Linked DNA regions of Homo sapiens: regions 2, 3, 4, 5, 6 and 7 are each linked to region 1. Evidence: chromatin loops called from intact Hi-C (ENCODE). Cell type or tissue: B cell. All regions are shown on one strand. Region 1 overlaps EBF1 (EBF transcription factor 1). Region 2 overlaps EBF1 (EBF transcription factor 1). Region 3 overlaps EBF1 (EBF transcription factor 1). Region 4 overlaps EBF1 (EBF transcription factor 1). Region 5 overlaps EBF1 (EBF transcription factor 1). Region 6 overlaps EBF1 (EBF transcription factor 1). Region 7 overlaps EBF1 (EBF transcription factor 1).

Evidence for each region. Peaks named below come from ENCODE experiments on the same cell type or tissue, not always from the same donor. Only the 100,000 strongest peaks of a DNase experiment are listed, where the experiment ranks them.
Region 2: it touches region 1 in a loop (2.6-fold over the local background); 4 of 110 quality-filtered maps call a loop at or near these places.
Region 3: a loop joins it to region 1, with 3 times the contacts of the local background. A loop is called at or near these places in 4 of 110 quality-filtered maps.
Region 4: it touches region 1 in a loop (6-fold over the local background); 2 of 110 quality-filtered maps call a loop at or near these places.
Region 5: a loop joins it to region 1, with 3 times the contacts of the local background. A loop is called at or near these places in 3 of 110 quality-filtered maps.
Region 6: it touches region 1 in a loop (4-fold over the local background); 6 of 110 quality-filtered maps call a loop at or near these places.
Region 7: it touches region 1 in a loop (1.9-fold over the local background); 2 of 110 quality-filtered maps call a loop at or near these places.

The regions. Positions count from the first base shown.
Region 1 is chr5:158,952,196-158,956,195 of GRCh38, reverse strand. All of the region lies in intron 6 of EBF1 (EBF transcription factor 1), which reads left to right. Among named protein-coding and RNA genes, the nearest start is that of EBF1, 150 kb to the left of the region's middle. RefSeq lists enhancers at 1,840-1,969, 3,642-4,000. In B cell, no CTCF peak of the experiment used is centred here; DNase peaks (open chromatin) are centred at 2,035 and 2,877; H3K4me3 peaks cover 2,285 bases; H3K27ac peaks cover 3,749 bases.
Region 2 is chr5:159,048,207-159,052,206 of GRCh38, reverse strand. The region is part of intron 6 of EBF1 (EBF transcription factor 1); the gene reads left to right. Among named protein-coding and RNA genes, the nearest start is that of EBF1, 50 kb to the left of the region's middle. In B cell, a CTCF peak has its summit at 2,200 (motif pointing right); DNase peaks (open chromatin) are centred at 616, 1,726 and 2,126; H3K4me3 peaks cover 2,223 bases; H3K27ac peaks cover 2,624 bases.
Region 3 is chr5:158,693,515-158,697,514 of GRCh38, reverse strand. EBF1 (EBF transcription factor 1) reads left to right here. Exons shown (of 16, transcript NM_024007.5): 16 at 1-1,595. Among named protein-coding and RNA genes, the nearest start is that of LINC02227, 290 kb to the right of the region's middle. In B cell, CTCF peaks have their summits at 1,585 and 1,789 (motif pointing left); a DNase peak (open chromatin) is centred at 1,794; H3K27ac peaks cover 509 bases.
Region 4 is chr5:158,896,221-158,900,220 of GRCh38, reverse strand. The region is part of intron 6 of EBF1 (EBF transcription factor 1); the gene reads left to right. Among named protein-coding and RNA genes, the nearest start is that of EBF1, 200 kb to the left of the region's middle. In B cell, no CTCF peak of the experiment used is centred here; DNase peaks (open chromatin) are centred at 1,570 and 1,710; H3K4me3 peaks cover 712 bases; H3K27ac peaks cover 2,760 bases.
Region 5 is chr5:158,873,760-158,877,759 of GRCh38, reverse strand. The region is part of intron 6 of EBF1 (EBF transcription factor 1); the gene reads left to right. Among named protein-coding and RNA genes, the nearest start is that of EBF1, 220 kb to the left of the region's middle. In B cell, no CTCF peak of the experiment used is centred here; DNase peaks (open chromatin) are centred at 1,029 and 2,329; H3K4me3 peaks cover 2,184 bases; H3K27ac peaks cover 3,933 bases.
Region 6 is chr5:159,009,222-159,013,221 of GRCh38, reverse strand. The region is part of intron 6 of EBF1 (EBF transcription factor 1); the gene reads left to right. Among named protein-coding and RNA genes, the nearest start is that of EBF1, 89 kb to the left of the region's middle. In B cell, no CTCF peak of the experiment used is centred here; a DNase peak (open chromatin) is centred at 1,901; H3K4me3 peaks cover 1,736 bases; H3K27ac peaks cover 3,773 bases.
Region 7 is chr5:158,773,056-158,777,055 of GRCh38, reverse strand. The region is part of intron 10 of EBF1 (EBF transcription factor 1); the gene reads left to right. Among named protein-coding and RNA genes, the nearest start is that of EBF1, 320 kb to the left of the region's middle. In B cell, no CTCF peak of the experiment used is centred here; DNase peaks (open chromatin) are centred at 428 and 1,635; H3K4me3 peaks cover 1,936 bases; H3K27ac peaks cover 4,000 bases.

The DNA.
Region 1 (4,000 bases):
CTCCTTGGTACTACAAGACTGTGGACTGGAGTGTGTTGCTGGAGTTTGACATGGGTTCAAATCTTGCCTTTGCCATTTATTAGCTTTGTGACCTTGGGCAAATTTCTAAATCTGAAAGACACACACACACACACACACACACACACACACACACACACACACACACATTTATATTTATTTAATTAATGCAGTATCTGGCATATTCAAGCAGGAGCTTGTAACAAATAAGTAACAACTGTAAGAAATAAGTATTTGTTGCATAAACAAAGCAATGGCCTGCAGGTACTCCTCCTTTGGTAAGCCATTGCTAAGCAACTCTTTGCTACTCTTCCTTTCAGCTGCTGGCTGAACCTGCAGCATCTTCTTGTGACTCCCCTCAATGGTAGCACACTTCTACTCTTTGAGGGTTGATCTGAGTTTCGGAAACAGCCAGCAGTAATTTGATAACGAGGCTGGTGTAAAACATCAGTCGATTAAAGATCATTTTAGATCAGAAATGATGCGTCCCTGTAAGGGAACTACTATATTGAGATGAACTCAAAACATTCTGCCTGGATTTCCAAGAAGAGCTGCAAATGCTCTCAAGCAGTCTTCCAAAGTGACAATTAAGAATGGGATGGAATTCATTTTGATGTCCAGCTCTGGTCTAAAAGTCAGTCACATTCCAGGTCTCACTCTGGCCCCTGTGCTCTGGAAAGAGAGGAGCAGTGAGATATGGCCATTGTTGATATGAAAAGCAGAAGGTGGAGGTCCCAGGCTGCTGAGTTAGCCCTCAGTTTGAATCCTGCGTCTGCTGTTTTTTAGCTCTAAGTCCTGAGGCCTCTAATATACATCTACTCTGCAATTACTTCTCTCTCTCTCTCTTTTTTTTTTAGATGGAGTTTCGCTCTTGTTGCCCATTCTGGAGTGCAGTGGTGCAATCTCGGCTCACTACAACCCCTGCCTCCCGGATTCAAGCGATTCTCTTGCCTCAGACTCCCAAGTAGCTGGGATTACAGGTGCCCGCCACCACTCCCGGCTGATTTTTGTATTTTTAGTAGAGATGGGGTTTCACCATGTTGGCCAGGCTGGTCTTGAACTCCTGACCTCGTGATCCGCCCTCCTCGGCCTCCCAAAGTGCTGGGATTACAGGCGTGAGCCACTGCGCCCGGCCCAATTACTTCTCTGTAATTTTTTTCCCCTGAGGATTGGTGGGGAAAAAAAATGCTTGGCACATAACACTCCATGTTAAGTTTCAGGATTATTTCTTCTTTTTACATTATTTTAGTTTTTTGTTCATATGTACTCAGGGCTCACACTTTGCTTGGCTCCGTAAGTCCTAGAGAAAAATGGTATGAGAAATGAATTCACATGAAGCATTAGTGCCTTAGTCTCTTACTGTTTTTACCTTTCCCGTGAATATTTGTGCTTACAAAATGGTGTCCAGAAAGGCAGTGCCTCAGCGAGATAAATATGTTTCTAATCTTAGCATCTTGGGCAGAGTGAGGCTGGCATCTGAGGTCAGGGAGGCCACAGGGCCACGCTACTGACCGCATTGGTAACAGACTCCATTAGGTTGACAGAAAGGTTAAGGTTCCTGGAATCTGTCTCTAAATTCTCCGTACCCCCTCATTAGGTTAGAAGCCAATGCCAATACAAGTAACCAATACCAAACCCTCTCTTGCTTACAGAGGCATTATTAAGTTGGGGGCACCCTAAGAACAATTCATTGCAAATAATTGTTGGCACATTTATTCTCATGGCACAACTTTCAAAAGCAAATTAATTATAAACTGGTTGCAATTTAATTCAGTTTGTCTGGATTATGTGTTTGCAAGGCCTAGAGTACATTTGGCACCGTTGCTGGCACATTTGGATTTTAATGTCTTTGACAAGCCACAGCTTCCTTGGCCTGGGTAAACGGCCTACTGCCATACTGTCATTTAACTAGATTGCGTCAGAGTGACTCTTTAGCTTCGCGGTGGGTCTTCAGTTTACAACCTCCACGCCACCCCATCAGCCGCACGGGCATAGATCTCAACATGTATCAGGAAACTGGAAGAAAGCTGTGAACAGAATACTCTGAGAAAATGATGGTTAATCGTGTAGAAAAGTTTAACTATTTGCATCAGCACAATATTACACAGGCACATACGACTTTCAGTTCCCTAAACCTGAGAAAAGGTTTAACAACATTGTGTGAAATCTGACATCTTGCTATTCATATAAATGTGAAAGGCAGATTGGGAAAAATACAGTAAAATCCCCGCTTTTGTGCAGAGAATGGTGCATATTTTTCCCCTAATTATGGAAGGTAGCCTTTTATTTCTTCTGAATTCATTCATTTCTGAGCCTGTGTTTTCAGCTTGCTTATGAAACTCAATTATAAAACCAGGGTTAAAAATTAAGTCAAGTCACAGGCTATACTCCTCTTTGATTCTGGGGCTCCTGAGAACTTCCAGCCCTCTGCCACTGGCTTGAAAAATCTCTACCCTTACAAATCTCTCAAGCTTTCATGCACCTCTCCTACACAGCAGATTAATTAAGGAAAAAGATGGAAAACTCCTGGCACCATTTTATCTTTCCAAACTGTGATTTGCCTCTTCCCCCTAAATCTTCCCTTCCCTCTCTTCTGCTCCTTTCTCAAAAAGAAAGTGTATGATTGTCAACTTTCTGAGTTCAAGACAGTGGAGGATTAAACTGGCCTTACTGAGATTTGAACTTGTGACTCAAGTCATTGGATTTTGTGAAAGAGGCCCAAACTCTCCGGACTGGACAGGTTACAGCTCCGGTTTCTGTCCCTCTGCTGCCTTTTCCTGGGTAGCATGATGATCTCTGGCATTTATCTATCTATGAGGCTTGCAAAATCGCGGCCTGTCATAATGGTAAATAAAATGTGTTAAAGTTAATATGAAGAAGAAAGGAGCAATTACAACTGCTTAAAACAGTCTTCAAATATACTTAAGCAGAGGTTTGCCACGTAAACACACAATTAAAGCAGGAATTTGTGATGGATGCAAGGGTTTGACGGTCCCAGACATACTGTTTACTGGTGTAGTTAGCAGATGGATAAGTCAACTGATCCCAGATGTGCAGCTTATAAATATAAACTCATGTCTTACTAGTGATGTATGTCTGCAAGTAGCAACAAATTACTTTCTATTTAACTCTTGACTGTTTACTAGGGGGAGCTTTGTAATGCTCACTTGCTTAAAAAAAAAAAAGGATTTTTAAACAAGTTTCCTCTTTTAAAAGTGGTAACCAAATATCTAAAAAAAAGGTACTTTGGTGCAGAAGTTGTTTTAAAGGACAGGTTTAAATAGGCTTACTTTTTTCTTTTAAGTTCAGATACCTAAGCCTTATGTCCCTAGCCGCAGTTTTCAGATATTTGCAGCTAATTAATTCTTAGGAAATCTAATCTGAATTGAATTAATTTTCCCTTTTAGGGCACACGAAGCAACTTTTAGGTAAGAAAAAAAATGAAAACAGCTTTTGTTGCACATAATTCTTGCAACTAATGAAAAGTAATATTGCTGTTCCCTTCAAATAATGCAATAACAAAACACCAAATGAGAGCATTGCATTGTATTGTTATATTTGCTGTTTAAATAATTTAGCTGCAAAAATCTGAGGGCTGCTTTAGCTGTAATTAATTATTCATTAATGACATGCTAATTGCACAATACCTTTGAATATTTAACAAAATGCAAAAACCAGGCTCTGAAGTTATGTTTTTAGTGCAAGGGGGAGAAGATTCTTTAGTCCATCACTGTACCAGGAGGACAAAAAAAAAGTCCTTTTTCAGATGCGAGGTAAAGTAGTAGTAGTGGCCTACTTTCCATTCACCATCTCAGTCACCCTTTGTGCCGTGGAATATAATGTCCTTATCTAGACTTAACAATTGACAGGGTGGTAAATCCCTTGACTTTTGTCCAAATGATTTCTCTACAAAAATGGGTTAATTATCGCCTTTCCCTAGCTTTTTGACTAACAAAAGGCCCTGGATCTCTTTTTTCCTTTC
Region 2 (4,000 bases), 96 kb before region 1:
TGGAATTCTTAGCATGCATATTTTTCTCAGCTAAATGATTTTTAACAGCAGTTATTTAGTTCCTATTGCACCTTTCCAAAATTGCGTTCATGGTAGATACTTCTCAAATAAGGTTTAGTTTTATTAAAATTCTTACGTCTTTCTGAAACAAATATACTAAATCTTCCAGAAGAGCCCATAATAATAATAATTTTTTTGCGTGTGTCTTATGAGCCTGTGCGTATGTGTGCACCACGCAGATTTGTGTACACATTTGTATGTAATACTGTTACAACTATAAATGGCAAAAGAACGTATTTTAAGCCTCTTGGGGTTTCAACAAATTGTGATAAAAGGGTGGTGGTGGCCGAGATGACTTTCTCCCACTCTATTAAGAAAAAGTGCAAAATGAATGAGGGCAAACTGCTGGCTGCGATTGTGATTGTGCACAACTGCAAAGCGGGATCGGCTGGGATGGAGGCCACGGAGCAGGAACACCCCGTGTCTTGCCCCCCCTTCTGAATGCCTCTCAGTAGTGGCATTGTGGGGACTCATGAATTACTTCTTACAGTCGGGGCTCCTTGCTATAAATCCAGCCCTGGTGCCGAGCGCACTGTGGGCAGCGGAGCACCGAGCCGGGCCGGCGGTGTTTGTGTTGTTGTTAGCGACACGTAGCGAGTTCCTCCTAAGCGGAAAGGCCCCGGCTCCAGTTTGTCGCCAGCGAAAGCCGAAACACGAGTCGCACATGTGGAGCGGGAGCCGTCAGCCGCCGGGCGGCGGGGTGGGGGGGTGGGGGGCTGCGGGAGCGGGGGGGAGGGGGAGGGAATGCGGCCCGAGGCGGGGCCTAGCGCTCACCGGGGGATTTGTTTGGGGGGCTGGGGAGGGGAGAGAGGGGACAGGGTGGGAGCAAAGAAAGTAGCCCAAGGGGAACCAGGAAAAGGATGCCTTGACCTCTAAATGTTGTGCCCTCCCCGTGACATCTCACTACTTGTGAGAATATTTGAGAATTAAAATAAAAAAAAAAGGAACCCTTTGTGGTGCGGCTTCAAAATGGTTTTCCTTCCCAGGATATCCTGTGCCTGTCTTTGGGTGAGTTTTTCATAGGTTACTTGGTTAGGAGACTTCTCCTATCCCTTTAAGAGGTAAAAACATAAAAAACAAATGTAAATGTAGGGACTTTAACACTTCCCCCCTTCCTAACATTCGTATAATTGCTGTTAAGCCACACTGAAAACCCTGGGGCCTGGTGTTCACCAGGGTAAAGTTACATTTCACAAGCAGAAAATTGACTCACCACTTAGGAAAATTGGCTACCAATTATGTGTCAAAGGCTCTAAAGTCAGACCTGAGGTTTTCTTTTTGCCAGAATGGGGAATTAAAAAGAGCACAGGCACCCAGCTTTGTACCCACTACTCCCTCCGGGAGCAATTCTTGCTTGCCGCTGGGTTTCTTCTGAGTTTGCTTCTAAGCCTTGGCGGGGAAGGAGGGCTCCTGGCTGAACCCAGCCAGACTGGCTAGCAGGATGAACGGAGGCAGGAGTCAGTCAACCCTTATAAGGGAGTTCATGCACAAGTATGTTACAAACATGCTTATGGCCTGTGTGCAGAAAGTAACTGGTGGCCTAGCACAGTTGACCAAAGTTCTGAGAGCTATGACTGAGACTCAGGGGCCCAGGGGAGCTGGAGAAAGGAGGGGCTTCTGAAGGCCAAGTCACTAAAGTCAAGGGACATCTGCTGTCTCTGGTGACATGTTTATCACACCCACACCACGTACATTGTCCTGGAAATTTATTGTTGTCTCCTCTTGTAGGAGAAGCCACCTGGGCAGGAGGGGAGACAGTCCCTTGTGGGAGGACTGATGGTCCTGGTGGGGAAGCATGGAGGGGTAGAAGTCAAGAGAGAACAAGAGGAAGAGACAGACAGGGATACAGAGTCATAGATACAGGGGCAGAGGAAGAGCAATGCAGAGAGGGAGAGGGAGGAGAGGAGAGAGAGAGGGAGGAGAGGAGAGAGAGAGGGAGGAGAGGAGAGAGAGAGAAAAGAGAGAAGAGAGAGAGAGAGAGAGAGAGAGAGAGAAAGAGAAACGAACCTCTTGTTTACTTCTCTCCCCGCTGTCCCCTGGTTCTCCTGTATCCACTTTCTTGACATACTCCTTGCCTTCTTCCAAGGCCTGCTTTCTGTTCCTGTCAGAGTGGCTTATCCTTGGTTTTGTTTTTAATGCCGTGAAATTAAACCTTATTTAGTGCTTCATTTTCTGCCTCTAGAGGGAGAGAAAGAGAAAGCGTTAGGACCCACCAAATTGAATGAATTTGCTGTGCTGTGTCGGAGAGAGTTAGTTTTGTAGGACAACCGGGATGTAAAATCATTCTGGAGATTATCACCAGATAAGCACCCCTCCCAAGAACACGATGTGATATGTAATAATTTTAGTGAGGAAAACCATCCTTGTTTTGCCTTCTGGGAAATCTTATGCTATTTCTATTTGATTCTAACGTTGGACAATTTCCAGAGTTCTGAAGAACCAACTATCTTAACTCCTCAATGATTTTGACAGGGAAGACAAAAAAGGGACAGCAATTCTGGGGCTGGGGCTGGATCTCAACCAAAATATCTAATTTCAATTTAGTCCTGGCTTCTTAGCTGGAACAAAGAGAAAGTTTTTACATTTTGCAGAATATTTAGTTCGCCTCAAAGTCTATTGGGTTAAAATATATGTGTGTGTGAGTTTTTCCTTTCATAGTGGTTCAGAATGCCTGAGAGTTTGTCTAATCAAGACTCAAACATTTTGAGTGGATTTTTTTTCCCTCCACCATCCTACTTCTCTGAGATATCTTTTCTAGTTTTAAGAATCTCACAAGCTCCCTCAAGTGATGCTTAATTAGAGGAGCTTTCTATCCACTAAGTATTTTCTTAAATGTATAATTGATTGTGCAAGGAAGGAAGAGCTGCTGGAGTGGAAATCATACATCATTTCATTATTAATGGCAATGTCTAAGTAAAATGCAGACATTGTCATGCTAATGGATAGCTGTGTATGTTTAGCTTTAAATCAGAAGCTTTTTTCCCCTTTACTGTTCTGGGATCATTTTAGGAAGTTTAAGTAGCATTTAATATATTGATAAATACCTGCTAGCATGCTGGGCTAAGGTTGGAAAAAGGAGCCAAATGAAATCCTGACGAATGCAGGGGAATGGTGTGACAAAATGAATAATTTGGGATGCCATGTACATTATTACCTCCTTTTTACTACTTGTGAAGAAGCTGGATTTTTACCTGGATTTAATTTGGAAGACATGTGTATTTAGCACTTACTGTGTACTGCTTCCACTGAAAACATCCACAGATGTCCTCAGAGAACAACAGAACTGAAAAGTTGCTGAACGGCCCTCACCCTGTTTTTGGTGTGGAATTCATCAGCCAGAGTGAAAGAGTCTCTTGTGGATCCTGAAATGGCTGGCTTAGATCAGAGGCTTTCTTAGTTTGCAGTTCCCCAGAAATTAGACCTTCAGCAGGGATTTGGATGCAGGTAGTTTATATGGGCATGATCTTAGGAAGCAGGAAATGAGGGAGAGAGAAGAGGGAAAAAAGGCAAGGAAGAAAAAGTAAGGCAGTGATGTATTATCAGAGTCACTGCTGTGGCTGGTACATGGTCCCATTGGAATCTTCTAAGGGACAGAGTAAAATGTGCCTCCTAGAGCCAGGCTCCAGAAGTACAAGAGGCTAGAGCATTATCTCCTGGCACCTGTCCCCTCTTGGTTGAGGGCTGTCCCAGGGTGCTGGTGTGCAGGCTGGGCATCTGCTTCAGAGTTGGCATGCCGTGGAAGGAAGCCACGACATAGCAGGTTGTGGTCAGGGTCAGACATGTGGCTGAAGTCAGAGGTGGGACACAGGGATGTGAGGTAGGCACCAGATGCATCTGTTATAGAAGCTGAGTGTAAAGTTCCTATGGGGAGGGAAGCTTGATAGTCCATCCTTTTTTCTTTATTGAGTACCTACTGCGTACTTGGGTGTAGGAGGCATCT
Region 3 (4,000 bases), 260 kb after region 1:
CCTTCCACCCCCAATTTATTTTATTGTGTATGTTTGCTACGTGAAAAGTGCGTATTTGTTTGGTCACCTACACTTGTATTAGCTGTTTCAATGTGATTTTTAAACATTTCATTTATAGTTATTTTTAGTATTGTTATAAACCATGCTTCAGTTTTTTTAATTTCCACCCAAAAGTCATTGTCTATTTTTGTATTATTTGTAAGTTAAGAAGTTTTTTCCAATATATGGCAAAAAAAAAAAAATAGTAGCATATTATTCTTGTAGTATTTAGTTCAGTAGATTTAAAAAAAAATGTATCCTTTGCTTTGGAAGCTTACAAAACAACCCTAATGCTGTTTTACTCTATTAATATGCATGGAATCTCTCCCTTTGGAGTGACGCATTTTGTGCATTAAATTCTAGGGAGAAACTTCATAGAAATCAATGAACATACTTTCTTTCTTAAGTCTGCTTGTATATTTCCTCTGTCTTTCACATAAATATAAACCAGCAGATTGGATGCCTTAACAATGCAAATCATATTCATTTCACTTGTACATTGTAACTGTGCACCAGAACTGTCAGTCATCACTAACATTCTAAGAAAAAAGAAAAAGAAAAAAAGAAAAAAAAAAAAACAAAGAAATCGAAAAGCACAAAAGAACTGTTTTGTTACCTTAAGACAATGTAACTTTTTCTAGTAGAGCAAGAAATCATTTACAACAATGCTGCAACTGTGCATGCCCCCATATGGATTTTGCAATGGTTTTCACTAGGCTGTCAAGAGTGCGATTTTTATGGGTTGGGGTGGGTGGGGGAGGGGAGTTGTGGGAGGGTAGGGGAGGGAGGAAAGCTGTTTTTCATGGTGAGAAATAATAATGATGACTAATAATAATAAAAAAAACTGGAAAATGTAAGCAAGGTGGACGCATTGCTTCTCGGTACTCAGAAAGGTTATCTGAATTTGCGTGGTAAGCGCTGGCCTGAAGATGTACACAAGTTAAAGCCATATTTTATCTGGTGAGCCCCTTAACTGTTTCTGAAGGAATGAACGGTCAGCCGGGAAGGTGTCCGGCTTAGACCTTGACAACAGACACTACCCATCTGTCAGCCATGTGCAGTGGTTAGAACTCTTCTTGAAAGTCCAAAGAGCCTTTAAAATGTGTATAATTTGTGTTTTGTTGCTTCTATTTCTATTGATTAGATGAAAAGACATTCTGGCCCTCTGATCCTCTTTCTTCTCCACAAAAGTTTTACAAATAAAAGATGTTCCCCTAAATACAGAATATGGCTTTAAGAAGAAAATGAAATGAAGAATTAAATTAAGATTTCAGTGTTGGGGGAAAAAATACAGCTTCTGGATGACTGGATTGCATAACATTGCCCTGGCCTCACATTGTACTAGGATGCAGCTTAAATGAAGTCATCTCTAAATCTACTAACCTTTCACCTTCTTATCAAAACTTTTTGAATAGACACACACTGTACAGTTCAATTGTTAGAGAACCTAACTACTGTAGAGATTGTTAAATTTTTTTTTTTTTTTTGCAAAAATTCAAGCTGTAAAAACTTTTCAACTTTCACAATATTTAATTAAAGTTACTTCCTGTCTGTGATGGCAGCTCCTAGTTGTGTATTCATTTCTCTATTTCAGATGAGCCAAAGTCCAACATAATGTAAAAGGTCTGTGTTTGCAATGACTCAGATCAGTCTTGATACCCAGTGAAAAGGAATTAGGGTAGTGCTGGGACACCCTCTTTCTTATGTAGGTCCTTGGGGATTTGCTAATCTGGGATGCAAATTGAACACGCGCAGCGTACTGCTGCCCTCTGCCGGCGGTAGCTGGATGTGCACATGCCCACACCGGTCCATATAGGAGCCAAGAGCCCCCAGCAACTTCAACAGCCAAGCCCTGAGATCCTCCTGCGTGATTGAACTGTGAATCCAGGAAGTGGCCATTCTAGAACCCCTATCCTTCGTGCTACAAATCTGAACCAAGCTTTTCACACACAGCTGCTAATTAATCCCAGCGAGCCTTCTGGTCAACTAATTATGTGCCCTGGCTCATTGATGAGGAGGCATGTGTGAACTGAGCCTTCTGTTATCAATATTTTTTAACCCCACATGAATAAGATACTTTTCCTGTTGGACAGGAGTGAAACATTCCACAAATACTAGATAGGTACCTACTCATGTAAAATTGTTTCACTTTAAATTCCATCATGATCATGAGTCTTTCTAAATGCACACTCAATGATTTTCCTACTTTTACAGTTATTGAACATGATGAGGTTAATGATACTTGTAAAATGCCTCAAAAACTCAGCAGATAGGCTGTAGGCCAACGGAAACTTGATGGCCAGAGGTGATAGGATGGCTGCAACACAGTCACATGTGGTGGGCACTGTTTCGGCTTTGGAATATAGCCCGATTTGAGTAATGAAAGAGAGTGATATATAAGTTAGAGAAGCTGCCATCCTTTTAAAGAAACTTGCTGAAAAGTGTGGCCATTCAATATATGTTTCTTTTGAATTCTGTGTTTGATATAGTTTCCTGTATTAGATGCAGAAGATAAAGATTGAACAAGAGGCCCCTTTTCTCAGGATGCACACCATCTCAGAAAAGACACACTTATATTCAAATTATGCTAGAATGGTCGGCCAGGCTGAGACAGGTGTGCCACAATGCTCCACAGAGCACAGCTGACGTCCACACCTCTGACACGCTGGCCCCTACAGTCTTTAAGGGCTACCTCTTGAAAGTGCTCATTCACTCGATCGTTCATTTATTCATTCATGCTTGTAAACTTTGCGCGTTTCCTATGCCTCTGGTGCTAGGCAAGACATGGTGATACATCGGTGGGCCATGGTGACATTATACCCACTTGGAGCTCATACTTGAGTGGGGCAAATGAACGTTAAGCAGCCACTCAAGTGCCTGTAACAAACGAATCATGGTAATGAAGAAAATGTCTACAATGCTCTGAAAGTACATTGCAGCAGGATCTGATTTAACCTGAAGTGCTGGGAAAGGCTCCAGAGAAAGTAACATTTGAGCTGAGGTATAAAAGCTCAGCAGGAGCTAACCAGGTGGGCCTGGCCCCTTAGGCAGAGGAAATGAGGGAGGTGTAAGAACACTGAGCTTTGGAGCACATAAGGTACATTTAGGAACAGAAAAACTATGTGAGTGGAGTGTGCAGATGTGCACAATGAGACTGTGGGGCTTGGGAGTTCAATTCAGAACATGTCCTGAGCACCTACCACGTGCCTGGTACTGTGCTAGCTGCCAGGTACACTAAGCAAATGGGCCATAGTTCCTGCCTGTAGGGCCTATGGCAAGGCTCATAAACTCACAGCCCCATATTTGTTCATAGGGGCTATGCTGGTTAAAAAATCGGGGTGGGCCAGGCACGGTGGCTCACGCCTGTAATCCCAGCACTTAGGGAGGCCGAGGAGGGTGGATCACGAGGTCAGGAGATTGAGACCATCTTGGCTAACATGGTGAAACCTTGTCTCTACTAAAAATACCAAAAAAAATTAGCTGGGCGTGGTGGTGGGCGCCTGTAGTCCCAGCTACTGGGGAGGCTGAGGCAGGAGAATGGCGTGAACCGGCAGGTGGAGCTTGCAGTGAGCCGAGATTGTGCCACTGCATTCCAGCCTGGGTGACAGAGCGAGACTCCATCTCAAGAAAAACAAAAAATGAGGGGGTAAACTAGGGATAAAAACAACCAGACAGGGAGTGGGAGGGCTGGGGCCACTGGCAAGTGCATGCTCTGTCCAAAGTGAGAATCCCACTTGCTCCAGGCAATTGCTCCCATGTGAGAATGTGGACCCAGTGTTGCCCATCTTTCATTTCTCAAGAATGCCAGATATGTTACTAGATTATTTAAAAATCTGGCATAAAATTTTCATTTTTAAAATGTCAGCAACTTATCTAAAAACAGTGTTTTAAAAACACTTTCTTGGCCAAACTAAGTCCAGAATCCCCTAGAGTGTCAGTTTGAGACTTCTGACCAAAAGAT
Region 4 (4,000 bases), 56 kb after region 1:
TGTAAAATATAACCCCAGAGGGAAAAACACAAGAACATCTTCTTAGATAAGAACGTGCCAATTCTTCTGGTTCAAAATGTCTTCACGTGAAAAATTTCCTGCAGCGGTAGGAGGAAGCTCACACACAGGACAAGCATGAGACACATCTGGAGGGAGCCCAAGCCGGGAACCCGAGGGCCTGACCATCTGCCAGAGGGCCAGATGCTGCTGCTGGAAGCCTCTTGCCTCCCAGCTTGTCATCTGGGTTCGATGATGCCATCCAAAAGAGGGCCACAGAGTGGGAGGGCGATGAGCAATCCATCTTCTCCCACCCACGGTTCTTAATTGTGTGATGTAGGGGGTGGTAGGAAGAGAAGAGGGTTAAAAAGTTTGCCCACAAAACCGCACCTTTCTCATGGAAATGGCCATCCTAAAACACATGGCTCTGACCACCCAGAACTTTTAGAATATTCCATTCAATATCTCTTCATTTTCCTTCGGTCTAAATAGAATGGATGAAGAGGCTTGGCTGTGTAGTTGTCAGTGGGAGCTGCCATCTTCTGTCAACTTGGGAGTGTATTAAGAGTTTCTAACCAATTGCATTGGTCGTTACATTATAGGATTTCCTATATTGCAAGTGTTCTTCCCGTTAACAGCTTTGGTGTCTGATTTTGGCCAAAGCAGATCATTGGGATTCAGAGGGACATCCTCTTCTTTTTCCATTGCAGAAACAATCAAGAGTCTGTGCACACGGCACTCATAAAAGGAAAATGATCAAAACCACACACACAAAAAGACTATTAAATTCCAGATGAGATTACTGCTTCCTGTGATTCCCACCATTCGGGAATGCCTTTCTGCTTCGTGATTGCCCACTGACAGACTTACACAAGCAAGATGTAAACATAGTAGGATTATCTCTTACACTATCACATATGTTTTATGCTAAATCATTAGACATCTAGGATGGTTTTAGCCATGGCCTGTTTTCAGTGCCAGTGGTGGTATATTTTTGTACTAGTGTACGTGCTTTAACTCACAAGTAATTGCAATATTTTCTAGGCATATGCAAGGCAGAAACTGTTTTATTTTAAAATGGCACCTGTTGGAATAGTTTAATATGTAATTTTCATTTTCACGTAATTATTCAGATACATTATTGAATAACTTACGCATCTTGTATTCAACAATATGGGGAACAGTATACTGTGTGTCTACAGTCTTGGGCTGCTGATAGTTCCTCTGCATTCATTAGAGGAATGACTGGGGCATCTTGGGCTGAAACCTTGTTATCGCTGCTCTTTGTAAGCAGGTTGTGTTGTCACTGTAGGGAGGGAGGGCTGTTTTAAGCTTCGTTCCCACATTTCTTTTTGCAGGGCTGGTAGGACCACCACCTCAGGCAGTCTTTCACTGCCCTGTAACGTGGATCCTTCCTAAATCTTCACTGTTGGATTGTGTGGCAACTTCTGCCTATTAGAGTTGCATCTGCAATAAAAAAGCGAGGTTCCTGAGAGACAAAAAAGATAATCCCCCGCTTAGTGCGTGGATGACAGCCACACTGAGTGCAGTACTACCAGTGGAAAGTCTGAGGTTTTGAAAATAGCAGAAGTGAAGGAAATGAAAATGTGATGTGAATTTATACCCAACAATTGTTTTCTATATTTCTCAGGCTAACAAATGTCCCAGTTAGAAAAACCTCTGGTACTGGGTAGTTTGGAAAAATAAAAGTTGCATTGCAAAAATAAAAAGAAAGATCCCATTCTAAGGTTAGAGCAAATGTTTGAAGGTGGATAGAACTTCCGATTCTGGTTGGTGGTTTATTACATATGCTTCAGGGACTTGGGCACATTTGACTACAATGAGTAATTTCTGAGAAAGGATAGTGAGGGAGAAGAACTTTTCTGTCAGCGTCAGAAATTCTTAAGTCTGATGTCAAATGATTAGTAATGATGTGGAACAGTTGCCAATGCAAATATTGGTAAAAGGAGAGCACCTGGAGATATCAAAAAAGACCAGGGGCTATTCAGACCCAAGATAGATGTCTCTGGTCTTCAGTAGCTAAGTATATATACTATAATAACAGTGCTGCTTTTGATATTTAAAAAAAATGTTTTAAAGACAAAGGGTAAACTTAAAAGTCATGGTTCTTAAATAGCAAGAGATTAGGGTCTTCTGGGGAACAAAACTCCAACAAAAGATTCCCTTTTACACAGTTTTAGAATCAGCAATGATCTTTCAATGGCAAATAGTGATGGCCAGCATTTGTTGAGCCCTCTAGATGCCTCGCCCAGTACCCTTTGTGCATTGTCTCATTTCCTCCTCACAGCAGTCCAGTGGAGGTAGTATTAATATCCCCATTTTCCACTGTCAAAGCTCACACCACTCTTCACTGTTGGAGACAAGACATAATTCTCCATTTCCAAACTAATCATCTTATAAAAGGAAGAAAAAGTGACTTCACCAAAACAGCTGTGGGGGCAGTGGCACAACTTGAACTTGAAGCTAAGTCTTGTGGCTCTTTTTGCCATTGGATGGTGGCTTCTATGAAATTCTGTTGCTTGTGGTTAATTAGTATCATCAACTTGCACAGTTCATTTCTTAGTCACATATGCATGTTAACTGTCCCTTTCAACTAGATGAGAGCAAGAATGATTTTTTTTTTTAACGTTTAAGTTCAGGGCCACATGTGCAGGATGTGCAGGTTTGTTATATAGGTAAACGTGTGTCATGGGGGTTTGTTGTACAGATTATTTCATCATCCAGGTATTAAGCCTAGTACCCATTAGTTATTTTTCCTCATCCTCTCCCTCCTCCAACCCTCCACCCTCTAGAAGGCCCTAGTGTGTGTTGTTTCCCTCTATGTGTCCATGTGTTCTCATCATTTAGCTTCCACTTGTAAGTGAGAACATGCAGTATTTGGTTTTCTGTTTTGTGTTAGTTTGCTAAGGATAATGGCCTCCAGCTCCATCCATGTCCCGCAAAGGACATGATCTCTTTCTTTTTATAGCTGCATAGTATTCCATGGTGTGTATGTACCACATTTTCTTTATCCAGTCTATCACTGATGGGCATTTGGGTTGATTCCATGTCTTTGTTATTGTGAATAGTGCTGCATGAACATACACGTTCATATATGTCTTTATAATAGAATGAGAGCAAGAATGATTTCAGTTGCCCTGCAGTAATACTAAGGGTCTAATAGACCCTTAACAAATATGAACTGGCTGTCAAAATGCCTCTGTGTTCGGTGTGTCTTGGGCTGAAATCAAGGGACCCAAATTCTACCTCCATTACTATTTAGCTATAAGAACTGGGCACATCTCTGAAACTCTGTTTGTGCCACTGGGATAGGATAGGTGGGTGGGCAGGGGTAGGGGCAACCAGTTTTTTTTTCTGATCTTCCAAGGAGAGAAATGAAATATCAAAAGTGGAAATTCTTTGGGTATTTATTTTACAAGAGGTTTTAAAGAGCTATTGGAGTCATTTGGCCTACAGAGACAATTTTAATGGAGTAATGAAAGAAGATGGTGAGATCCTGGAGAATAAAGCAACCACCCACGTGACTTTATCCTATGTGTGTAAATATGCACAACACATATGTACAACATCAGAGAAACAAGAACTTTGAAATCATACAATTTGAGTCCCAGCCTTTGCCACTTAGCTGTGTGGTCTTGAGCAAGTTACTTAAGCTTTGATTTTTTTCATCAGGAAGTTGTGGGTAATAATATTCCCCTAAAACAAGATTAAATTAGAGAATTATGAAAAACAGTCAGCATGTAGTACATTACAGGTCTTCAGAAATGGTAGCGATTACTATTATTGAATGAACCATTTATTGAGTGTTTAATCTTTCAGAAACGTGTATAAAGGAGATACAAGAAAAGAAATGGGCAAAGCTTGTGCCCTCTGGAGATTACAATTTAATAGGTAATAGTTGAGGAAAAAAAACTCAACTTCCCATCAATATAGCAAATCTTATTCAACAGTGGATAATTAAATGGAAATTCTGTGATCCGTT
Region 5 (4,000 bases), 78 kb after region 1:
TTAGGTCTAAAAAGGTTTTCAAAATATAATACCAATTGGAAAGTGTGTGTGTGTGTGTGCGTTTGTAGTATTTGGTTATAAACTATTATCATAACTCAGGGTCACTAAAATGTCTCTCTAGAAAGAGAACAGCCTAACAGGAATGAAATAATTTAGTCTCTATTTTTGATGAAGCAATAATATTTTTGAACAGTCAGCTGAATGCCTTCTAAGTTGCCTGGGTGCCTAAAGGGCTTAGAAAGTTCTTCCATGGAGATAAATAAGCTGTCAATTCATGATGAAGAAAATCAAACTCATGGTGTTGATCTTGGCTGGGACGCTGGTACAAGTATGAGAGAAATTTTTGCCGAGATGTAGCATAGCCCATGTGTTAGCAGTTAGCACTCCAGTGCCATACTGTGCCTCTGCTCGCCTTTTCAAAAGGTAAACATGGCTGTCGAAATAAGGAAAAGAAAAGATTAACCCATTCAGGGGCATGCACCTAGTAAGTGACACTGTAGCTCCCTAGAGGATACAAAAAGAATAGGGGCAAGAGTCCAGAGAGTGGCTGTTATTCAGTTACTGGATTTCCTCTTCTCAGCACCTTCTCAGAGTTGGGCTTGGAACTGTGGGCTTGGAACTGTGGGAAAACTGAAGTGAATCTGGGTGCAGTAGGAAAAGGAGTTGGTGGAGATAGAGGCTTCAAGAAAATACATGCCAAAAGCCAGTTCACTTGCTCAGTTCTTTACACTTTTACAATAAAACAGGGTATTTCTCTGACTTTGTGGTCTAAAGTCATGCATATTTTGGAGCACCTAAAAGAAAACAGCAAACAGCTTACTTCTATTTGTACCAGGTTAGTGCACGAATGTAAAAAAGACCTCTAAATGTTACCCTCCTATTATGAAAATCCAAAGCTGGGCATGAGCAGAAGAAAGGGAGAGAATCATGCTATTTTTTAATTTCCTTTGTATTAATACAATCGAAAGGGGGCTATCAAAGCATAACACTGGCCTGCCCTCCAGCTGCTGCGGTAGGTGGCGTTTCACTCGGTTGCCTTGAGATTTACAAATTCTAAAGGTATTTTCATGCCTCCAAATTGAACACAAAAGGCAGGCCCATGGAACAGTGGCTCTGAACTTCTTAAACTGAATAATAGGGCAACGTGAAACTTTTTATGGAAAGATGTTGTTTTTCCTGAAGTTCTTGCAGTACAGGTTGTAGGAGCTTCCTTTTCTCTCTATGCCCTCGGAGGTCTCACAAAGCAGCAGGCTCAGTGAGACCGAAAACATCAGTGTGTCTCCCATCTAGGAAGTCTCCAGTAATAACTGGTCCATGTAATGAAAGTTTCTTCTAGCCAAGACTCAAATAGAGAATTCTGATGTAACTTCCTGAAGAGTACACTAGAGGGAAAAGGGGTCGTGGGATTGAGGGTAGAGATACATGAATCTCTCTAAGCCTCAGTTTTCGTATCCTTAAATGGAGACAATAATAATACTACCTATTAGAGGTATTGGGAGGCTAAAGGAGACAGTGCCTGCAAAGTACAGTGCCTGCTTTATTGCAAGCTCACTGTAAATACTTGAGGTTGTTACTGATTTTTGTTCCTGCTAATATTATTATATTTTATATTATTGGCCGTAGTGTTTCAACTAGTCATGTGATACCGAATATGCCATGGAACAGTTTTTTGGCCTCTAAACTTTTCGCATCCACAAAATGAAGCAGTTGGATCAGAAGATATCTAAGGTTCCTTCCTGTGCTAAGATCCTAGAGTCCTAAAGTTCCATTCTTGTTGTTGTAATGAAGTGAAAAGCACACATATTCATACCAAAAGGGTCATAAATTTAAGATTCTTCTGTGGAGGGACTGGGAAAAGTCTTTACAGTTTTAGGTTGTAATTAAGAAAGTGAATTATGCTAAAATTGACTTTAGGAAAACAATGGTGTTTTGTGTAACCACATGGATATCATCTGGGTATATGTAAATAGGAGGCAGGTAAAAATGATGAATGCTAATCTCTGTAAAATTCAAATGAATATTAACTCTTATTCAAATAGCACAAGTACATTGCACAGGGAAATCAAGACGTGAATTCATATAATTTCATTTTTTTCAGCTGTGCACATCCTTTGGTTACAGAAACAGCTCAGAACTTAGGCATTGCTCATTTCCTAATAGAGTATGACATCTGGGCTGCTACTTTTAAATATAGTAGCTTGTTTGCTCAGGCTTATGGCTCAGTAATATTTGTTTTGTCTTATGAATGTAGTGAAAGCAGGGATTACAGGTATTCCTCAAGGACTAATTAGAAATAAAAGCTTATGTATATGAGGGAAGTTTTCGGATAGGAAGTGCTCTTGCTTGAGTCATGAAGTGACACTGGTTTCAGTTTCAATTTTGATACATTGGAACTTGGTACTTTTTGTAGAGTCCATTTGGAAAGGTTAAAAAAATCACTTGGAATTATCTGCAGAAGTTCAGGTTAAAAATTGTTTGTCCTTCTTCCTCGGTTTCAAGCTCCTCTACCCTATTGACAAATTCATACCTTCATTCCTCTGTTTGGATTTTAGGAAATAAATTCAAGAAAAGAAAAATATGTAACTATCATCACTGTTTCCATAAAATAAAGGTGTTCTAGAGATCAAAGAGAGGCCTTGTCTTGGAAATACAATTTGGCCAAAACTGCCTGGTGTGTGTGTGTGTGTGTGTGTGTGTGTGTGTATGTGTGTGTGTGTGCTTGTGTGTGTTCATCTCTCCATGATTCATTCTGAGAGCTGTTTTAGCCTTCATAAAATATTCATGCTAGTTGTGCATGGTTCTATAATTGCCATCTCAGGCCTTGAATTATTTATAGGTTGTACTGTTCACATAGTCTCATTTACTGATAGAGAAGATAACACCATACAAGAGGATCCCAAACACTCTGAGGCCTGTTACTTTGCATTAAGTAGTGGAATTATATTACTGTAGGTGTAAAACACTGGCCTTTTTTTTCCTCCTCTCCCTTTAATATATCATTTTTGTATTTATAATATGCTAATTGTCAGAATGCTGTTAAGCCTCATAATTCCTGCCGAGTCTTGCAGAAATCAAGATGTGGCTGAGATGATTTAGCTCTTGATCTCAGAATGATCGTTCTAAAAAAAACCTGTCTACACACAGCGTAATTTATTGAAATGATGTATGACTTTACATGCATACCTGAGCCCTTTTGTTTTGTACTATTGATCAGTTTGTATGTCTCAGTGTTAACCAACACGTGGTTGGTTTCGGTAGACATTTACCAAGAGCCTTGCAAGCTTGCTGTCCCTAATTAAATACTGAGTCTCAATTCACTTGTGTGACAGTTTCTCTGCACCTATTTATTTTGCTTTCCTAATTCTCCTTTCCCTTTTCTGCCAACTTGATCTTTCTTCCACATAGATTATATTCTTGATATTTATTTGAGGGTAGGAACATGCTATAGGAACATACTATAGTTGTATCTCCTCTCTCTTTTTTTGGTGTTATTTAGTTGCAAAAGTCCATTTAATGTTAATAAATATCAAAAGCCAGATTCACCACAGAGTGTACTTTTCTGGTATTTCATTATCAGTATCCATGTTTAAAGAGGAAAAACAGAAAAATTCATGGCAGCTCATAATCTGCTGATATATTCTAGTTTTCTCCTCTACCAGTGGAAACTCATGAATTTTCCTCTGGCCTAGGAACTTCCAACTCTATACAAATCACTAACAAACAATCCTCCATCTCCTCTCTTTAGGCTGATCAATATTTTCTCTCTAGCCTTCTTTCCATCATACAGGTTGTGTTCCCTTATGTGTGTGATGTGAGCTTTCCCATACCTATATTAGCCAACTCGCAGCTTCTCACTGTTGATCTGCATACTGCTGGTGGTGGTACTTCTCACTGTATACCTACATACTGCTGGATGCTTTTAAGTGGTACCTGTAGGTGTCTTTAAATAGCACTGAATTAGGTGATAAGGAAATCATCTTATTTAAAATTTCTTTTAGTT
Region 6 (4,000 bases), 57 kb before region 1:
AATTTGAAAATTCATATATTACTTATGGATCATCCTCTGGTAACTTAGAAGGGCTGCTCAAAAAGGACTTTAATATAAATATATATTTAAAGCTTAGCAGTTGCATGATGGGCACACTGGTTTGCCAGGGCTGCCATAACAAAGTACCACAGACCAGGTGGCCTAAACAGCAGAAATCTATTTCCTCACACTTCTAGAGGCCAGAGGTCTGAGATCAAAGTGCTGTTAGGGTTGGTTTCTTCTGAGGGCCTCTTTCCTTGGCTCGTAGACGCCGTCTTCTTCCAGTGCCTTTGCATGGTCTTCCCCTGGGCATGTCTGTGTTTTAATGTCTTCCTCTTATAAGGACACCAGTCATATTGGATTAAGGCCCACCCCAATGACCTTATTTAATTTTAATGACCTCTTTAAAGACCCTGTCTCCAAGGCTGGGTGCAGTGGCTTATGCTTATAATTCCAGCACTTTGGGTTGCCAAGTTGGGAGGATTGCCTGAGGCTAGGAGTTTGAGACCAACCTGGCCAACATGGCGAAACCCTTTCTCTACAAAACTCTACAAAAAAAAAGTACAAAAATTAGCAGAGCATAGTGGCTTGCCTGTAGTCCCAGCTACTCAGGAGGCTGAAGTGAGAGGATTGCTTGAGCCTGGGAGGTTGAGGATGCAGTGAGCTGAGATCTCACCACTGCACTCCATCCAGCCTGGGTGACAGAGTGAGACCCTGTCTAAAAAAAGAAAAAAAAAAAGACTCTCCAAATACAGTCACATTCTGAGGTACTGGGGGTTAGGACTTCAACATATGAATTTTGGAGTGGAATGGGACACAATTCAGCCCATGGCAGTGGCCATGATTAGACTCTTAACTAATATGGAAGCCAAATGTTCTTCAAATCACATGTCAGCATTTTCTTTTCTTTTCTTTTCTTTTTTCTTTTTTTTTTTTGAGACAGAGTCTGTCTCTGTTGCCAGGCGAGAATGCAGTGGCGCGATCTCAGCTCACTGCAATCTCCGCCTCCTGGGTTCAAGCCATTCTCCTGCCTCAGCCTCCCGAGTAGCTGGGATTACAGGCGCGTGCCACCACACCCAGCTAATTTATGTATTTTTAGTAGAGATGGGGTTTCACCATGTTGGCCAGGTTGGTCTTGAACTCTGGACCTTGTGATCCGCCTGCCTTGGCCTCCCAAAGTGCTGGGATTACAGGCGTGAGTCACTGCACCCGGCCACATGTCAGCATTTTCTAAGCAGAGACCAGGGTCATTGCAGTAAGGTCTCTCTTGGTTAGAGTGATGCAAAGCCAAGTGGCTTCCGAATGACACAGCAAGAAAGTCAAAGAAAAGGCTCCACAAAGGCTATGTGGGCCACATTAAAGCGCAAGATTTATTTTCATTATATTTTTTCTTAGCAGAACCCATCTTATCTGGTTAGACAGGCTTCTTTAGAACCAGATTTTGTTCTTTGTGACATTTGGAGTTAATATGAGGAAATGCTCTTTGTATTGCCCAGTATTGAAAATGTCAGTAAACAAACGCAGCAGTCAGAGAAGGGGGGGTTCTAACAAAAGACATTGTTTCTTGATGCAGGAGGTAACAAGAGTATTTAGAACAAAGGTTTTCTCAAAATAGGCTTTTTAGCAAACTTTGGAGCCCTGCTCTGGTACCCCACCCGCTTCCATTCTGCTGAAACAGCGATGTTGATGAAAATACTTATTATTTTAACCAGCCCCCCAAACTTACCAACACAAACACACTCTTAATTTCAGGGCTGACAGCAGGGCTGGGAAGGTCCTTATAGGATCGCAAAACAACTCGGGCAGTTGAGGGCTTCCGGCAGCCAGCTAACAAAAATATACTCTCAGAGGATGCAGCTCAGGGAGGCGTGGGACCTGCACAGCAGAGAGCCTGAAAGCTGGCCTTTCCGTTTTTTACAGAGCTTCACCCTTCACATCTGGCGGAGCTGTGACAATCAGTGTTAGACCATTTTAGAAATCAGATACCCTGGGTACCAGGAAGTTGATTTGCCTTCAACTTCCTTAAGAAAACACGCATTAATATTTAAGCTGGGTTTTCATAAAAGAAGCGTTGTGCTTGAGATGTGAAATAAAGTTAGGCGGCTGGGAAAACTCCTCCAGATACGGTGACCCTGATGCAATTCAAATCACACTCCAGATTTGAAAAGGAAAGGGAGCAGGGCTCACCCTCCCCGCAAAGTCTTTGTGGCATTTTGTATCTACTGTTTTATGGTGTGTGTCTATAATTTGCAAGGAACTGGACTTTAAGTTGTAACTTCCTTCTCTGTAAACAGAAGTTGGAGATTCACGAAGGTTACTTTCTTAAGTGATCCCAAAAAACACTGTTTATGATTTCCCCTTGGTATTGTTTCTTTGCAGCTTTTTTCAATTAAAGAGCCCTGTGGCGTACATCATCTCGTTACGGGGCTCATGGAGGCTCTTGCTGTACAGGTCCAGCCTTATGCGTTTCCCTGCCCTCCTTTGGATCTACTCCCTGTGGAGCTGACATTGAGATGGTGTCAGATAAATCAGGCAGGACAATTCTGATGGTGCCATCTTGAATGTAGTGTGACTTTAGTATGTCTCTAAAAGAGTTGTGGAGACAAATACAGTTCTTAAAGGGCGAAAGAGCTTTTTCAAAGATCAGTATAAATGGTTTACTTTAAAAATAAACATTTTAAATCACTTTGATCTTAGCTGTCCAAAAGATGCAAACTAGTCATGCTTCTGGGGGGGAGTATTTTCCGGGGTTTTAAACCTAGCATAGACCATTTCCTCTTTGTTTGCAAAAAGATAAATAATTTTTGGAACAATAGAACACAGAAGAAGCAATTGTGTAAATAGTGGACAGGTAATATACTGAAGGTGTTGCAAGAGCAGAAATTGGTTTTGCATTTGCCCATAGAGCTTTTGGTAACCTCTGTAGGTAAGGTTATTTATCCAGATCAGAATTCTGCAAACTACATTCCTCTGTCTGTGTCTGTCCACCCTCCTACTCATCTCCATCTCATCTGCGAGGATATCGTGACTTTTTTTGGTCAGATACCTTATTGAAAATTTGCCCATGACTTAGCATAACTTCTGTCTTTTGTTTCAATAATTAGACTTTACTCTTTCGGGCTGTATACTTTCATGCTCACCTGGCATCATCATTCAAATATGATTTCAGCATTAGCTTAGTACTTAAGTGTCAAGCCTGTATTTGGTATTTTGGTACAATGGTTAATATTTTGAGGATTGCCTGAATTTTAGATTTTGAGTAAGTCATACATAATTGCAAAGGGAGTAAGTTCTGATGCACTTTCAAAATCTAACCACAAATTATGCAGAGATAAAATGAAATAATTTTGAGGTTTTCCACGTTTCTTTTGCATGAAAAAACAAGTGTCAGCTATGCTAATATCACGTACTATATCATCTTTAATTTATTTTTGCTTTTTTTTTTTTTTTGAGATGGGGTCTTGCTCTCTTGCCCAGGCTGGAGTGCAGATCTCAGCTCACTGCAGCCTGGACTTCCTTGGCTCAAGGGACTCTCCTGCCTCAGCCTCCTGAGTAGCTGGGACTACAGGTGTGCACCACCGTGCCCAGCTAATTTTTTTTGCTTGTTTTTTGTGTGATGTCTAAAATAGTTATCTCCTGGATAACAGGAAGTTGTCCTCAGTAAGTCTGCCATCTTTTTCGTATTCATAGTATGAATTCTCACTCTAAAGTTTAAGGAGACATGATCATTTACAAAGATACTTTAAGACCAGGGCTGGCATAGTAAAGAAAGTGTGATATTTTATTGTTAACTGGCTTCTAGTGGCATTTCTTAAACGAGGCTCTTTTGTCAAGTTCCACACAATCACGAGGTTGAGGGTAGGTTTTGAAGGAGGAAATACTGTGCAAGACAATTTGGGTAGTTCTGTGTGGGTCTCTTAACACTATAAAACAATTAACAGAAAACATGCGCTCTTTGTTGGACAGACAGAACCACAAAGTGGACACAGGATTATCTGAA
Region 7 (4,000 bases), 180 kb after region 1:
GTACGTCTTTCCTCTAGCCTGTTCACGGCACTTGTATTACATACAATTGGTAGTTTTCATATTTAATTCTGGGTTGGTGCCTTCTTTCCAAGTATGCTGCATTTTTGTCCTCCCAAAACAGCCTTGGCACATGGATCCGCCTTGCGGCAAGAAGCTAGGGTTTCAGAGTGAATGTGAATTCCCTCCCATCAGACAGAGAGAACCAGGCAGCATCTCTGTGGAATGACATCAAGTATAAAGGCTGAGTGCCCAATGTGTACGCTAAGAGATCCCTAGATTGTGAAGTGCAAACCAAATACCCAGGGATCTTTTACAATTCACATTCTGCTACAGTAGGTCTAGGTAGAACCTGAGATCCTGTTTCTTAAGCAATCCCAGGTGAGGCTGATGCTGCTGCTCAAAGAACCACAGGTGGAGTGCGGTTCTGGGCCCTCTGCTTAGTGTCAGTCATCCTTGGATAGTGGTAGCTGTCTCCACGAACTAGTCCCAGGTTTCCTTTTCCATTCAGTAAAAGACCACAAGACCAGATTAAGTACAGAGCGGAAGTTGCTTTCACACAAAGAGATAACAGAGCAGTGAAGGGATAACAGTTAACAAATTGTAATTATAACCATACAATTAAGTGGACGAATTTTATTTTTCTGTGACATTTTACTTCAGAGCATCTTTCCCTTGTATTTCAATATTAGAAGTAAAACCAAACATACTTCTTAGTCACCCAGTTTCTCTCTCTCTCTCTCTCTCTCGAAATTATAAAAACAATTAATGCATCCTGACCCTTGGAAATGCCTCCCAGCCCTTTAAACAAAATGCAGGTTTGGTGCCTGCCTGACGATTAGTTTTAGTTAACTGAAAATTATAGGATTGACCCAAGAGGAAAATTTTGTTTGCACTCCAATCACTTTTACAAATTAAGGAAAATTACCACAATTTTGTTTAGCTAAGGTTTCACACTGAGTTCAAGAAATTAGCTCAGCCATCCCAACAAAGTCAGCACTTTGTTAGTGAGCACTTGAAAAAATAATAGTCTTTCTGGAGTTTTGTGGTGTATACAAACGAAGCGTAGAGAAAGCTATGATGCTTTATAGAAGTAGGCCAAGTGTTTTTAATTAGGCTCATTGGTTCAGCGTAAGTTTTGAAGAATAATCAAACTAGCAGATTAGCTGTTTCTTTTAAAGCTAGGATTTCTTGCCATTCATTTTTCCCATGAGAACTTCCACATAGCAGTGTGTGTGTGTGTGTGTGTGTGTGTGTGTGTGTGTGTGTGTGTGTCTGTGTGCATGTGTGTGTGTGTGTGTGTGTGTGTGTGTTTTACAAGTCTCATTATGGGGCTGCAGGAAAAGGACCAATTGAAACTTCTGATACTGTAACATTCCCCAGCATCATTCCAATGGATGGGAGTTTTTCACAATGTTCCCCCACTGAACTCGGTGTTCTGGAACATATTTCAAAACCACAGAGGCCAAATGTTTTCTCTGAGAAGTTTGGACTCTGTTTTTGGCCGAAAACATTAGGCCTCGCTGGCTGCTTATTTACTCAGCTATTAAGAACAAGAAAAGGAGAAGAAAAAGAAGAAAATGCTTGTGTGGTGGGAGGTACAGGAGGCAATCAGGCATGGTTTCCGCTTTGGTGACAACGTCCCTGCCCATTAATGGTTCCATTTTGTGGTCAGGTCTCATTTAGAAGAAATTATTTTTAATCAGTCTTCAACAAAATATCCCCTAGAGCCACCTGGCCATAAAAGTTAGAAAAAAAAATCACCCTCATTAAATTACTTAAGTTCTCAAGAGAAAAGAGCTAGGGATCCATCATTATTTGGAGTTTTTTTAAACACTAAAAAAAAAAATTGCCATCAGTTTAAGAAATCACATCTTAGAAAATCTATATCACACTGGAATTAAGAAAAAAGTGTTGGATTTTCAAGCCTAGAAAAGTAGTTAAGGGTAAGAGCAATAAGTTGGCGCATATGCACATGTATACATCTGTGGGAAATTTAAGGTATGAAAAAATGCTTCTGGTGATCTGGCCTCAAACTGTGGGCACCAGACAAGAAGCCTTTTTTTTTTTTTTTAAATATTCTAGAAGAGAGTTCTAACCTCTCCCCATATCGGAAAAATAAAAATCTGAAGAAATTGGCACAATGATTTCCCCTCTGGTATAGTTACTTGGCTGTTAACAGTTATTGTGACATCACATCATTTCTGATGAAAGGGAATCTGTGTTCATTGGTGACCTACACATGGACCTTTTGATCATTAGCATTAAATGCCTCTACCATGCGTTGCTTGTTCATGGCTGGGGCTACTGGCCTCTGTGATTTACTCAGTTTACCTCTGCTGTCACCACTTAATAGTAAGGGTATAGAGATGGCTCATAAAACCTCTCTGTTCTTTGTATCCAAACAACTGCTCAGATCATTGCAAATGTACGGCCCCCTCCTTTGTCCACCCACAGAAGTTCACACTTCATTTTCTTTAACATCCATAGTATTTCAAGATGTGAGGCTTGGTTTTCTGGATTGGGTGAGCTAACCCTCTTATTTGTTAGTGAAATATCACTTGGAATTTTTCCCTTGAAAAATATTATTGAGCTGAAAAGTAACACCCCAAACTAAGGCCTTATTGCTGTTTTTAAAGTATGCAAGAGAGAGTTGGCATTTGTAGATGTAAATGTCTCTAAAAGTCCATAACATTAAAAAAAAAGAAAAAAGGCAGGAACAGCATGGCCTAATCTATACTAATAAAGGCAGACCTTTTGGGGAGGGAAGAATCTGACCAAGCACAGATTGCCTGCAAGCTGGCTCCCCTTGTAAGGATGGTAAGCAAGCGTACATCTCTCCCTCATTGGTTCTTCAGACCAGAGACGCACGAGGAATCCATAGCTGCTAATGTGCCATGCCCTTGTGTTTGTCCAATCAGAGTCACAGACTCTGGAAAGTGAATCCTGACTGGATTAGAAGCAGAAAAGCTCAATAGCACTTTCTAGATCTTACTTTATTGTGTCCAGTTATTCTTATGTAAATGTAGGGCAAGGCTGACTTTAATTTTCAATAAATGTTTTCTAAGAGAAGGAAACAAAAACACTATCTAATCACAGGATTGATTTCAAAGCCCTATTATCGTTTCTGGTCAGTCCAGTGGGAATTAAATCCACTATAACCTCACTGCCATGTAAGGGCTCTCCCTAATACCTTTATTATTCTCACAGCTTGTTTTCTTGCAGGTGTTACATCTTTAAGTGGCTTGGATCTTTTCGAATCGTGATCTCTCCTGCTAATCCCTAAGTAGCCTTGGAAGCTAATAAAAGACTCTTAGGCACCTTTAGCTGCTTCCTCAAAGTTTTTGTAGTTGGTTTTCCTGATAAGAAGCGGCCAATTCCAAATGCATGTGTTGCCTTCATTCTAGTTATATTTTCTGTAAGAATTTTCATATATTCTCGGGGAATATATGACTGAAAGAATGGGACACCAGGACAAGGTTTGAGCAGCCTAGGGGTACCCTGAGAGCTGTACACCACCTGACCCCCCAAAAGTTGGTGAAAACCCTGATGAATGATCATCTAACAACTCAGATGTCTGGTTAGGTCACTTATCAGATCTTTTCTACCACTAACTTTTCCAATTCCAAACATTTTTCACCCAATTTCCTGTTCCTGTGGAAGGACTAACCCACATTCCTGTGTATTAGCCTGTGAACTAACTTCGAAATGAGAATTCTTCGTGGAAATACTTCCTGTTTGTACCTTGTGCCCAGAATAACTCCACATCCTTTGCCAATGCATAACACGTTGCTTTGCACATAGGAGGGGCTATTTTGTCTGCATATGCTCTGTGGAACTTGACATCTTTTACTATGACTTTTAAGTTTTCCGTTTTTTCTCCCTATCCCTCTTATTTTCTTCTTGCTCTCCCATCTCTCCTATCTCCCTTTCGCCTTCCTCTCTCTTTTCTTTACTCCCCTCATCCTTTCCTCCCTCCCTCCTAAGGGGATAGTACCTCGCA